Regions from separate parts of the Homo sapiens genome. Here regions 1 and 2 are each linked to region 3. The links are chromatin contacts, found by Hi-C in ENCODE. All regions are on one chromosome and are shown on one strand. Each heading gives the region's core, a stretch centred on a gene start or an enhancer-like site at or near the end of the contact. The rest is flanking DNA. Distances are from core to core; before and after follow the strand shown.

Region 1 (4,403 bases), core at 1,715-4,214, 59 kb after region 3:
TGGTATCACAGGCGTGAGCCACTGCACCAGGGGCATGGCCAGTTTTCTAAAGGGCTTATACTAATTCATTTTCTCAGTGGTAATGTGCAAAAGTTCCTGATATTCTATATCCCGGCCTACATAAACAAAATGTTGTAAGTCCTTTTAATAATGACTTTCTGGTGAGTGCATATTACTATTTCTCACTCAAAATTTAATGTTCATGTCTCTGATGACAAATGGTACTGAACTCCTTCATACATGCTAATTAGACATTTGGATATCTTTTACGAATTGGCTAATTAAGCCTTTTGCAAATTCTAAAAATTGTTTTGTTAGATTTTTTCTTATTAAATTTATAGCATATCTAAATAAGTAATGTGTGCCAGGTCCACATAACTGTGTGCTAATTGTCTTTTTTCTGTCTGTGGTCTTTTCCATTTTTTAATTGTGCCTTTTGGTAAATAGGAATTTAGAAGTTCTTAATATTTTCTTCATCAGGACTGTATTGGTTATTGCAGGTTCTTAATATTTCTGTATAAATTTTAGATCAACTTGTTAAGTTTATATGGTTTGGCTCTAGGTCCCCACACAAATCTTATCTTGAATTGTAATCCCTGTGTGTCAGGGTAGGGAACTGGTGGGAGGTGATTGGCTCATGGTTGCGGATTTCCCCCATGCTGCTTTCATGATAATGAGTGAGCTCATTAAAATTGTGGCACTTTCATCCTCGCTCTCCCTCTCCTGCCGCCATGTAAGACATGCCTTGCTTCCCCTTTGCCTTCCGCCATGGTTATAAGTTTCCTGAGGCCTCCACAGCCATGTGGAACTGTAAGTCAATTAAATCTCTTTTCTTTTTAAATTACCCAGTCTCATTATTTTGGATCTTTAAGATTTAATGACTGCCCTGTTGGGTTTTAAACTTACATGGTGCCTGTAGCCCTTTTCTTTTGGATGATTTCTCCCTTTTTGGAATGGGAGTATTTACCCATTGCCTATACCCTCATTGTTTCTTGGAAGTAACTAATTTGTTTTTGAGTTTACAGGCTCATAGGTGGAAGAGACTAGCCTTGTCTCAAATGAGATTTTGGACTGAGAACTTTTGAGTTAATGCTGGAATGAGTTAAGATTTTGGGGGATGTTGAGAAGAAATCATTGTATTTTGCAATGTGAGAAGGGCATGAGATTTGGGAGGGGCAGGGGGCAGAATGATATTCTTTGGATTAGTGTCCCCATCCAAATCTCATGTCGAATTGTAATCCCCAGTGCTGGAGGTGGGGCCTGGTGGGAGATGATTAGCTCATGGGGGCAGTTTCTTATGGTTTAACACTGTCCGCCTTGGTGCTGTCATGACAGTGAGTGAGTTCCCATGAGATCTGGTTGTTTAAAAGTGTATAGCACCTCCACTTTCTCTCTCTTCTTCCTGCTCCACCATGATTTCTTGTTTGCCCTTCACCTTCCACCTGCTTCCCCTTCCTCTTCCACCATTATTGTAAGTTTCCTGAGGCCTTCCCTGGAGACCAGTAGATGGCCTGCATCATTCTTCCTGTACAGCCAGAGGAATCATGAGCCAATTAAACTTCTTTTCTTTATAAATTACCCAGTCTCAGGTATTTCTTTATAGAAATGGAAGAATGAACTAATACAGCTAACCTTAAAAAAAAAGTACAGAAGAGTCTTAGTGTTTTATCTTATCTTATTCTCTGAAAGAGAAACTGTTCAGAATTAACTGGTGAAATCATCTAGTCTTAAATTTGCATATTTGTCAAAATGGATTCATGAATTCCACTTCTTTATGACATATAGAAATATTCAGGTTCGTATTTCTTCTTGGGTCCACTTTTTATACATTTAATTTAATCAGATAATATGTATTTGAAGATGGAATAAATTGGCCCGAGCTTTGTTTTATAGCTTTTTTTCTATGCAATTTTTTAAACATACACAAAAGAAGAAAGAATAACTATTACACCAGCCACCATATTCCCATCTCCTAGATAAAGCTATTGTTAATACTTTGATATAATTCCTTCACACTGTTGTTCTCCAATGTTATAATCTATGTGCAAGCTAAAACCTTTTCTTATTATATTGCTCTGAAATTATCAAGATATTCTCCAAGAAATAGTGAATTAAAAGATTAAGCAGAAGTTTATCACCACAGAAGCATCTTTAACCTTTTGGTGTAGAATTCCTGTTTGCCTGGACAAGAAAATATAGATATTGAGAATGTTAAAGATGAGGAGGAGGAAGAAGACAAAGGAGAAGGGGATAAAGAAAAGAAGATAAAGGAGAGGAAAGGGATGGAAAGGGAGGAAGAAGGTTTAAGGGACAGGAAGAATGACGAGGAGGAGGAGGGTGAAGAAATAATCGTGACATATAACGTATTGGTAATTTTTTTATCTATAAGAAGAAAATATCACCATGGTTGATTATATTAATGCATCACAGCACATTTATTGTGATAAAAATTTGAGGCTCAAAACACATTTACCACATGAGAAAAAGTTCATGGTTAGATATCAGATATTGAAAGACAATCTTTCTTAGAGTATAATGGCTCTCCAGCCAATAAAAAAGTGAATATCTGGAGAACATCACTAATCAAATGCCAATATCTAGTTGATCAAGTTTTCTTCACACTATTGTCAAAAGGCAGGTGATCCAAGCAGCTGTTTTGTTATGGAATATGGAATTCCATATGGTTATGGAATAAAGTTTCTTGGAAGAATTGGGAATCTCACAGAAGACTATATTTCAAGTATTTATTCAATAGAATCCAGAAGACCAGTATCCCCCATAGCATGATGGGTGGCAGCAGCTGTATCTGTAGCCTCCATAGCCACAGCCATAGCCCAGTCTGCGGAAGCTGCCACATCCACAGCTATAGCCATAGCCCAGGCCACCGAATCCTCCACAGCCGTAGCCTAGGCCTCCATAGTAGCTGCCGGAGTAGCTCATGTTGTCAGAAGTGGTTAGCTGTTGTAGGTCAGTTTGGTGACTGTGACTGGACAGGAACATTTATATATACTCTGATGCATGTGGAAAGCCACACCTTTAAATGTCATCCCTTAGAACGTGTTACCTGAAAACTATGCCAACTATCTTGTTTTGTAACACCCATCCCACTCTCTTCCTTGTTTATGAAGCTAGTTATTTAGAAATTATACAACATGTTTTATTTTCTGCTTTATTTGGATTTCTAGATAAGTGTTTTGCCTCTAATAAAATGTAGTTGCATTTATATTCACTGTACATGTATGAGTTTCTGAGTTTCAAATGCCATAAACAAATCTCTATAGCTTCAAGTATTCTTCAAATTGCATCTCATGCAATTACATTTATCCTCTGATTGCACTCTTTCCTTTGACAGTCCATGGCTGCTGAGCCTTTTCTAAGCCAAGGATGTTATCTTTATTCTGCCAAGAATTCACAAAAATTGAAACATTATTGTTCTCTGAAATGGCAATCAACTATGATGTATGTCTTTATACAATGTGCTTTTAAAGTCAGCTGGGAACCACATTTTATAGTGGAATGATGATATTTAATTTTTAAAAGAGTCACAAATTAATGTCAAAGGAATTTCTCAAATATTATGCTTCATGTAGAGCCAGCCTGCTTAGTAGATACCATTAAAGTGTGCATAAAGTCCCTGCCAATCCCTTATGAATAGTTTCCTCTCCCCAAATTTAATCTTAGTCTAGATTCTAAATTTCGTACTATCATAGGATCATATAATTATAGAATTAAAGAGACTTGAGTCATCATTTATTTCAGTGTTCTTGTTACTGATGAGAAAAATGGATTCAGAGAGACAAGCAGAGTTACGCAACAGTGAAACTTAGTGGCAGATTAGGACTAAAACCTAAGTACTTTGATTATTGGCCTTAGTTCAGCAGATGCATTTGAAATCAAAGATTGCAGGTTAGGGTATATCTTCTCCCACAATGCCCAGCTGCCTTATATTTTTGTTTCATATCATCAATATAAATAAAAGCAAATGACATGAAACCAGTAAGCATATATGCTCAGCTACTCCTGCTATATATATATATATATGTATATATATATATATACATGTATGTATGTATATATACACTTTAAGTACTGAGGTAAATGTGCAAAACGCGCAGGTTTGTTACATAGGTATACATGTGCCATGGTGGTTTGCTGCACCCATCGACCCATCGTCTATGTTAGGTATTTCTCCTAATGCTGTCCCTCCCCTAGTCCCCCACCCCCTGACAGGCCCTGGTGTGTGATGTTCCCCTCCCTGTGTCCATGTGTTCTCATTGATTAACTCCCACTTATGAGTGAGAACATGTGGTGTTTGCTTTTCTGTTCTTGTGTTAGTTTGCTGAGAATGGTGGTTCCAGCTTCATCCATGTCCCTGCAAAGGACATGAACTCATCCTTTTTTAT
Region 2 (4,442 bases), core at 200-2,699, 62 kb before region 3:
ATTTACAGTTTGCTCTGATGAACTTTCTGAGCGAATCCAGAAAAATCCTCATTACTCTAGTACTCTAGGCAGAATATATATGTCAGCTGATACATCAGAGGTCACAAAGGCATTCACTCTCAATTACACATTATCATCATGTATCCTTCCCACCCCTTTATTTCAATTTATAAAGTCATTTGTTACTATGAATTCTTTACATATTTTATCTTTCTGTGAATACTACATGGGATAGACATTTCCCTCATTTCTTGCTTTTCTTTTCCCTCTCTGGTAAAAATGTCACCCTCTGAGAGAAAAGAAAGGAAAAGATTAACGATTTACATTTTACTTATAGTGCTTATTATTTTCCTCTCAGTAACATCAACATGACCAAAAATTACTTATACCTTATGGGGATAAACGGTTTTTTATAATCAAACTTATTGATGACTTCTATGAAGAAGCAAATCAACCTTTGAGTAAGGGATTTCTTTAGTAGTTTTACAATGTAAACTTCAAAGCACTTGTTCAAAAATTTCACCCTTCATTCTTAACTCTTCATGTGCACAAGAGTGACTTAGCTACTTGTGTTATAAGAAATCTAAACTTAAATATGTTAGGCACTCATTTAGCATGTCTACCAAATAAGGATTGTTATTGGGTTATTTCTTCTAATGGTTCAAAGAATTGAAAGAAGGAATAGATATTGAAATTTTTTTTCTGTTCTCAATTGAATTTATAAAATTGGAGCAAGATCAAAGTCCCTTCCAGATTACAAGGTATTTTTCAGATCTTTACAAATACCAGAACTCTCAGTGTCTTAGCCGTTTGATCCAATTTCTAGAAGGACAGGATGAATGAAGCATCAAGTTTTTTTCTTTGTTTTTTTGTTTCTTTGTTTGTTTGTTTGTTTTGGAGATGGAATCTTGCTCTGTCTCCCAGGCTGGAGTGCAGTGGTACGATCTCGGCTCACTGCAAACTCCGCCTCCCGGGTTCAAGCAATTCTCCTGCCTCAGCCTCCTGAGTAGCTGGGATTACAGCCGCCCACCACCATGCCCGGCTAATTTTTGTATTTTTAGTAGAGACGGAGTTTCACCATGTTGGTCAGGCTGGTCTGGAACTCCTGACCTCGTGATATGCCTGCCTCAGCCTCCCAAAGTGCTGGAATTACAAGTGTGAGCCTCCGCGCCCGACCCTTTGAAGCATCAGTCTTATAGGTACAATTATGGTGGTTTTCATTCTACCTAAGCAAGATGAATGAGAAATGGCATTTTTGTTTCATGAACAATTGCTTTGAAAAACTAATGAAATTCTTTCATGTAGAAGTCTACGTTCATAAATAAAATTCTTTGAGTGTTAATATATTTCATTTTGACTGCAGCCTAATTAAGTGTTCTCATTAGAATGGGCACTTGTGACTACACCTATTGCTAGAGTATGTCAGTGTCCAGTATAGAAGGTAACATTCACACACACACGCTCCTCACTGCAAATCACCTGAGCTCAGAACTCCTGTTAACATGTCTTACAACTGCAGCTCTGGAAACTTCTCCTCCTGCTGTTTTGGAAGTTACCTGAGGTATCCAGTTTCCACTTATAATTTGTTCTACCCCAGCAATGCCATCTATTCTCCAAATACCTGCCAACTGGGCTCCTCTCTCTACAATGGCTGTCAGGAGACCTACTGTGAGCCCACCAGCTGCCAGACATCCTGCACTTTGGCCAGATCCTATCAGACATCCTGTTACTGCCCAAAGAATTCCATCTTCTGCAGTCCCCGCCAGACTAACTACATAAGATCCCTTGGATGTGGAAACACTGGCCTTGGATCTCTTGGTTGTGGAAGCACTGGCTTCCAATCTCTGGACTGTGGGTCCAGCTTCTACCACCCAACTACCTTTTCATCCAGGAATTTCCAGGCAACTTGTTACTAACCAGCCTTTGGGTCTCGCCTTTTTGGATCATCTTACTGAATATTCTCCATTCTCTCATGATTATTTCTGTACTCTATGGAACTGCAACACTCAGCCTGTCCAATATCTGTGATTGTTGACCATCTACATCAGTAGGACTCAGCATCCTAGCCCTCTTGGAAGTATATGATTGAACACGGACAAATTAATCTTGACCTAGGACCCTTCCTAAATCTGACAGGAGATATATCTTGAATTTCAATTTTTGTGCCAATGCTCAGGATCATTTCTGTTATCATCTTTCTAAAATCCTTCTCTCATTATTTTCCCAGAACTCTTCCACTCAAATATATTTCAAATAGTTACAATATTTTAAATAAGCTTATTTCTTTGGCATGAATTCTGGCATTCCATTTTATTTTGTTAATACAATACACTTAGGCTGGGCATGATGGCTCACACCTGTAATCCCAGCACTTTGGGAGACTGAGGCTGGCGGATCACTTTAGGTCAAGAGTTTGAGGCCATCCTGGCCAACACAGTGAAAACCCATTTCTACTAAAAATACAAAAATTAGCAAGGCCTGGTGTGCACCTATAATCCCAGCTACTCAGGAGGCTGAGGCAGGCGAATCACTTGAATCTGAGAGACGGAGGTTGTAGTCAGCTGAGATCATGCCACTACACTCCAGCCTGGGCAACAAAGTGGGACTCTGTGTCAAAAAATAAATAAATAAATAAGTAAAAATGATACATTTAGTGAATTCATCCCATATCTTCAACTGTCTTCCTTAGGTACACTTTTTGTTTGTTTCATATGTTTTATTGATATTTTGTTGAATAGAAAACAAAGTGCAAAGAAAATTTAAATATATAACCTATCACATGTTTTAAGAGATTTAAATCCCCTCATAAGTGCATTTTTTATATATTTGCTTCAGAAAATTTTGTTTTAGTCTTTCATTGAAAAAAAATTTATTGAGGTCCTATTATATACCAAGCATTACGCTGAACAAAGACACAAATTCTCTGCTTCAGGAAGTTCCCACAAATACAATTATAACTTATATGGCAAATGGAATAATGGGGTGAAGACAAGATTCAGTGGGAACACAAAGAAGAACTTCAAAAACACTCAGAGAAAATAATATAAACCCATTATTGAAAATAGAGTAAATAAGTTACACTTAATTTTAGAATAACAAATCTTACTGATCTATTGTGTCCATTGCAGTCCCTTGAAAAGCAGCTGCCAAATGGGATTAAACATAAAAAAGATTTATTGGTGAAAATGCCAGTGATAGATAATGGGGAGGTAGTTGGAGAGGTCTGGGAGAGCCATACTACTGTGGAGTATGTCTAGCCTCAGTGAAGGACAGAGGGAACTAAGTTTGGTCTAGAAGAAACTTCTTTAAGAAACTCCCCATCGGGCGTGGTGGCTCATGCCTGTGATCCCAGCGCTTTGGGAGGCCGAGGCGGGTGGATCGCGAGGTCAGGAGATCGAGACCACCCTGGCTAACACGGTGAAACCCCGTCTCTACTAAAAATACAAAAAATTAGCCGGGCCTGGTGGCGGGTGCCTGTAGTCCCAGCTACTCGGGAGGCTGAGGCAGGAGAATGGCGTGAACCCGGGAGGCAGAGCTTGCAGTGAGCCAAGACAGTGCCACTGCACTCCGGCCTGGGCGACAGAGCGAGACTCCGTCTCAAAAAAAAAAAAAGAAAAGAAAAGAAAAGATAAGAAAAAAAAAGAAACTCCTTTAGGGCAATTCTAAGAAAGTTTTGGCAAGTCACCCATCAAAGGAGCCTTACATATCACCAAAATGGGCCTGCCTTAGCATCCTTGCCAAGAGTATTTACTAACAAGAATGGATGACAGCACAACCTTGGCACAGAAGTGATGGTAGATTCAAAGACCAACTGCTGTAGCTGTCAATCAGTCAGTAATGCTCCCTGAAGCAGAAGATTTAAGAGGTACATTTGCATAGCTTCCATCTTCATGATATTTATTCTGATCCTAAGTAAGCTCAGCACTGATAAACAGTGGTAAAATAATAAATAATAACTTGGAATTTTTCATGTTTTTCTTACTTTGATCAAAATGTCAATTATTATGTCAGACCCTATAGAGGACCCACTGAATGAAAATCTAACCCTACTACTGAGTAAGAGAAAATCAAGAATTATTAGATGGTTATCTTTGATTTTAATTGATGCATTAAGCAGACAGGACTCAGGACACAATTAGGAAACTGCTTCATTTTTTTTTAACACCACTGAACTTCACACTTGAATTTAGAGCTCTAGCTTCCCTGAATCCCTGAACAACACAATGGGTAGATCTATGATCACATTAAGATATTAAGAAAAATTTTCATTTCACGTTAGTAATCCAAAGTTGCATAATTACAAAACCAGTCTTACAGCCACAATAAAAGCTTCTCCCTTTCCCCTCAGTTTAGGCCTGTCATGTGTTTCCAAAGGCCACCAGTGGTTTAAAGAAGATTTTTTTTTTTTTTAAATTTCCATACTCCACCTTGCCTTCCATCAA
Region 3 (4,519 bases), core at 1,381-3,880:
AGAATTGGTCATAGCATCTAGCTAAGCAAATCCATCCATAAGTTCAGTAAACAAGCCAGAGTTTTTCAAATGCGTTATGATTTCTTTTAAATATTAAAATATTGGATTTGCACTATTAACAAGTTGTTTTTACACAGATAAAGCTACATTAGAAATTGCTAAGTTCAAGATTCTACAACAGAGTGTTTACAAATGAAATTAAATAGAGGTGGTCATTTGGCCATGACAATTAAACTCTTCAGACGCACATGAACAGAGCCTTCGAGATGCTTCATGTGACAACACACAAGAAGAGAAGTAAAAAATGAATGGAACAGTGAGCATGGGGAAGTAGAATGCCTGATACTCAGTAAAACTGGGTTCTGGTCTGGGCTCTCCTTGTCATGCCATTTTTGATCCTTAGCAAATGATTTCACTTTTTGGAGATCTTTTCCCATTCAAGATGGTATTAGGGTAAGCACTGGGAAAACTTTATAGTAGTTCCCCTGCATGCTCCACAGTTCTTTTATATTATTTTCCTGGCATTTTTGAATTTGCTTGACTCCAACTAAAGACATTCGCTTTTATTTCAGTACTGAAATATATTATTCTTGAAACATAATAATATGTTATTGCATATTTTTCATGGGCAAGATACTTATCTGAAATACCAACACGAAAAGGCCCACATTTGCTTGTTAAAGGTTAAAAGAGACTTGGCTAGAGTGTATAAAGCTTCAGGTCAATCACAGCCTTAATATGAATTACTTCACAAGTGATGGCAATGATTTCTATATTTCCTAGGTGTGTTGCAAAATATAAATGTGCTGATAATATGAAAATACAACTTCGTGTCACACCACAATGGACCAGGAATAAAACATGATAGAAAGTCACAAAAGGGCTGGGCGCGGTGGCTCACGCCTGTCAACCCAGCACTTTGGGAGGTTGAGGCGGGCGGTTCACCAGGTCAGGCGATCGAGACCATCCTGGCTAACATGGTGAAACCCCTTCTCTACTAAAAATACAAAAAATTGGCCAGGCGTGGTGGCGGGTGCCTGTAATCCCAGCTACTTGGGAGGCCTTGGCAGGAGAATGGCGTGAACCTGGGAGGTGGAGCTTGCAGTGAGCCGAGATTGCACCACTGCACTCCAGCCTGGGTGACAGAGCAAGACTCCATCTCAAAAAAAAAAAAAAGTCACAAAAATAAGTTCTTTTTCAGTGTATATTCAGATATATACTTTGTTTTATCAGCACTTTTCTTACCATTAAAGGGGCCATATAAACATACATTTTGAACAAACTATAGAAATACATACTCTTCATGTTGGTCTCCAGTTAAATGTGAAAGTTTATGAAGTTGGTATTTCAAGGCTGAATTTAAACACTAACATGATCTCACTGAAAGCATTGAAATGAAAAAGATATGGTGAATATGGCGCAGTGTTCCAAAGAAAAAGCCTTCTTTTTAATTGAGTGTTATGGTTTTCATTTGTGCATGTACAGTTTACCTTTGGACAACATGGGCTTGGACTGAGTGAATCCACTCATACTGAGATTTTGTTCTACCTCTGCCACTCCTGAGATAGCAAGACCATCGTCCCCGTTCCTCCTCCTCCTCAGCCTATTCAATGTGAAGACAATGAGGATAAAGACCTTTATGATGAGTCGCTTCCACTTAACAAACAGTAAATATAAATTCTCTTCCTTATTATTTTCATAACATTTTCTTTTCTCTTATTTACTTTATTGTAAGAATACAGTATATAATGCATATAAAACACAAAGTATGTGTTAATCAACTGTTTATGTTATCAGTGAGGCTTCCAGTCAACAGTCGGCTACCAGTAGTTAGGTTTCTGGAGAGTCAAAAGTTATATGTGGATTTTCAACTGCATGGGGGAATCAGTACTGCTAACCCCTACATTATTCAAGGGTCAACTGTGACCTTTGAATGTGAATATATACATGCACACACATACATACAGCTATATAGATAGGTGCATGTATATACAAAATTATTTTGTTATATATAATATACTTCTATATGTATAGTAGTTTGTTCTTTTTTCACTGGATATAATTACAAATAACCACTTTGCCATTTTGAGTCAAGCAAAAAACAAAAGTCGTGTATTTGCTTTCAGTTAGCATAATTTATTCTAAAAGGAACAGAGAAACCCCACAGTTATAAAGGTACAAGTAAGACACATCCAGAGACATAAAGCAAAGAATTATGGAATGATAGGTATTCTTAAACCTCTTAGATGCTAACTGCTCTTGATCTTGGCTTGATCCAGGGTGACCTCGTTTGTTTGTTATTGCAGTCAGGTTTGGGTGATCTTCTTATGTCCCCTCATGTTAGGTTGTCAGGGAAGGATTTCAATAAAATCCAGAGAATCCATATCCTCCATAGCATGATGGACGGCAGCTGCGGTATCCATAGCCTCCGAAGCCAGAGCCGTATCCGTAGCCTCCGTAGCCACCGCCATAGCCCAGTCTGCGGAAGCTGCCACATCCACAGCCATAGCCATAGCCCAGGTCATCGAAGCCTCCGTAGCCGTAGCCCAGGCCTCCATAGTAGTTGCCGTAGTAGTTCATGGTGTCAGGAGTGGTGAGTTGGTATGCTGCTCAAGGCAAGATCCTGAGTGTGAACACCAGCATGTGTAGGAGGCTTATATACCCTGGTCAGAGCGTGTGATGAGTCATCTGTATACCCTCCTTTGCTATAGTTATTTGTATTACGTTTGATGTTACAACTCATTTATCTATTGTCTTCTGATGTAGGGAGATGCCCTCATTCTCATTAAAATATTTCAGCTTACTTAATGTCTTATTCAGGACACGATTGAACTTACTGCTTTGCTTTTATGAAAAGAAAGGGCTTACTGTTCAAAATATGCACATTCCAAATGCTCAACAGAATTGCCTATTACCAGGTGTATTACATCATCTACACTTTATGGTATTCCTTTTATAATGAATAATTTCCTTTGTCCGTCATCTTCCAAACTGATAACTTCATATTCAACTAAATTTACAGCTGTTTTTTCAATTTACAGATGTTAAATCTATAGTTTTAAAAAGCAAACTTATTTATCAAGGTGAGGTCTTCAGAAAGTGCCTATATGCACAATACAGGAAAACATTTGAAATCAAAATGATTTTAATGCCCTGCTGTGTACAATCGCCAAAGGACTCAAAAAAAGAGAGTGTATGCTGATTTTTAGCATTTTATTCACAATAACTTTTATACTATTTTTGACTTTGCACACCAGCTTCAGAACCTTTTGGTTGCAAAATACATAAGAATTAATTTCAGAAATTGAGGGCACAAAATCCATCTCCTACGCAGACTTATCAGAGTAGCACTTTAGTTTTCCATTCAAGTCCTAAAACTCTCCTTTATAATTGGTTTTATTCAAAGTCCTGGTAAAATTGCAGATTGCATCTGCCTCTGTTTTGCACATTCTAGTCAATTACTTTCTTTCTTTATCATTTTTCAGTAGTGTATATATGACCTCTATTTCCTTTCTCATTTCAGCTTTTATTCTTCTTCCCATTTTCTTAATGTCTATAGAAACAGCCAGGTAGAAGTTTATTGCATACATTCCCTCTGTCTTCCATCGACTTATCTCAACGCTTTTTTTTTTCTATCTCCTCTTTGTATTCACTGTAACATCTTTCCTGATTTTTTTGTTTGTTTGTTTTTTGAGACGGAGTCTCACTCTGTCGCCCAGTCTGGAGTGCAGTGGCACCATCTCGGCTTACTACAAGCTCCGCCTCCCGGGTTCACGCCATTCTCCTGCCTCAACCTCCCCAGTAGCTGGGACTACAGGCGCCCGCCACCACGCCTGGCTATTTTTTTTGGATTTTTAGTACAGACGGGGTTTCACCATGTTAGCCAGAATGGTCTTGATCTCCTGATCTCGTGATCTGCCCGCCTCGGCCCCGCAAAGTGCTAGGATTACAGGCGTGATTCTGATGTTCTTCTATGTCTATCCTGTACTCATTTATTCTGAGGTAATTTCTAACCACTGCCTACTGATCTGTTAATAGTTCATTAAAATATCATTTTTAAAGCTTTCTATTTTTTGTACTTACTAAACATCCTCAACTCCCCACCCCAGCAAAAATACTTAGAAATAATGAATAAGACCTACTATTTGATAGCACAATAGAGTGACTATAGTCAATAACAACTTAATTGTACATTTTAAAATGTCTTGAGTAAAATTAGACTGTTTGTTAACTCAACAGATAAATACTTGAGGGGATGGGTTTTTTAAAATGTACTCCAACTCCTATGGCTTTCTGAAATTTAAAAGGTATCCTAAAATAGAAATTGTCTTCAAAGTTTTCAAAATAAAGGCACCATGGTGAAATGGCACAGAATAGAGAAACATATGTAAAGAAATTTGCCCTGGGCTTCATAGAGTTCCTCAGCTGACTTTGTTGAATTAGTGAAACAGATACAACATTGAGACCACTCTTGATTAATCTCCATGCAGCACCTGTCTCTTGGCTTCGACAACTAAAA

Evidence for each region. Hi-C counts contacts between places; a loop is a spot of excess contacts on that map. Pooled maps may share reads with other maps.
Region 1: a map of heart right ventricle shows a loop between it and region 3 (5-fold over the local background). The contact joins the promoter of KRTAP19-7 here to the promoter of KRTAP19-5 in region 3. A Hi-C loop is called at or near these places in 1 of 168 maps with a recorded cell type or tissue (heart right ventricle) and 1 of 37 single-sample maps with no recorded cell type.
Region 2: a loop to region 3 is called in a map of GM12878, with 2.9 times the contacts of the local background. The contact joins the promoter of KRTAP15-1 here to the promoter of KRTAP19-5 in region 3. A Hi-C loop is called at or near these places in 1 of 168 maps with a recorded cell type or tissue (GM12878) and 2 of 50 pooled maps.

What each region holds. Positions count from the first base shown.
Region 1 is chr21:30,558,350-30,562,752 of GRCh38, forward strand. It overlaps KRTAP19-7 (keratin associated protein 19-7), which reads right to left and starts at 2,965. Exons shown (of 1, transcript NM_181614.3): 1 at 2,526-2,965. The coding sequence starts at 2,940. The coding sequence ends at 2,749.
Region 2 is chr21:30,438,826-30,443,267 of GRCh38, forward strand. It overlaps KRTAP15-1 (keratin associated protein 15-1), which reads left to right and starts at 1,450. Exons shown (of 1, transcript NM_181623.3): 1 at 1,450-2,044. The coding sequence starts at 1,503. The coding sequence ends at 1,916. The region is part of intron 3 of LOC105372772 (a long non-coding RNA gene); the gene reads right to left.
Region 3 is chr21:30,499,511-30,504,029 of GRCh38, forward strand. It overlaps KRTAP19-5 (keratin associated protein 19-5), which reads right to left and starts at 2,631. Exons shown (of 1, transcript NM_181611.3): 1 at 2,147-2,631. The coding sequence starts at 2,580. The coding sequence ends at 2,362.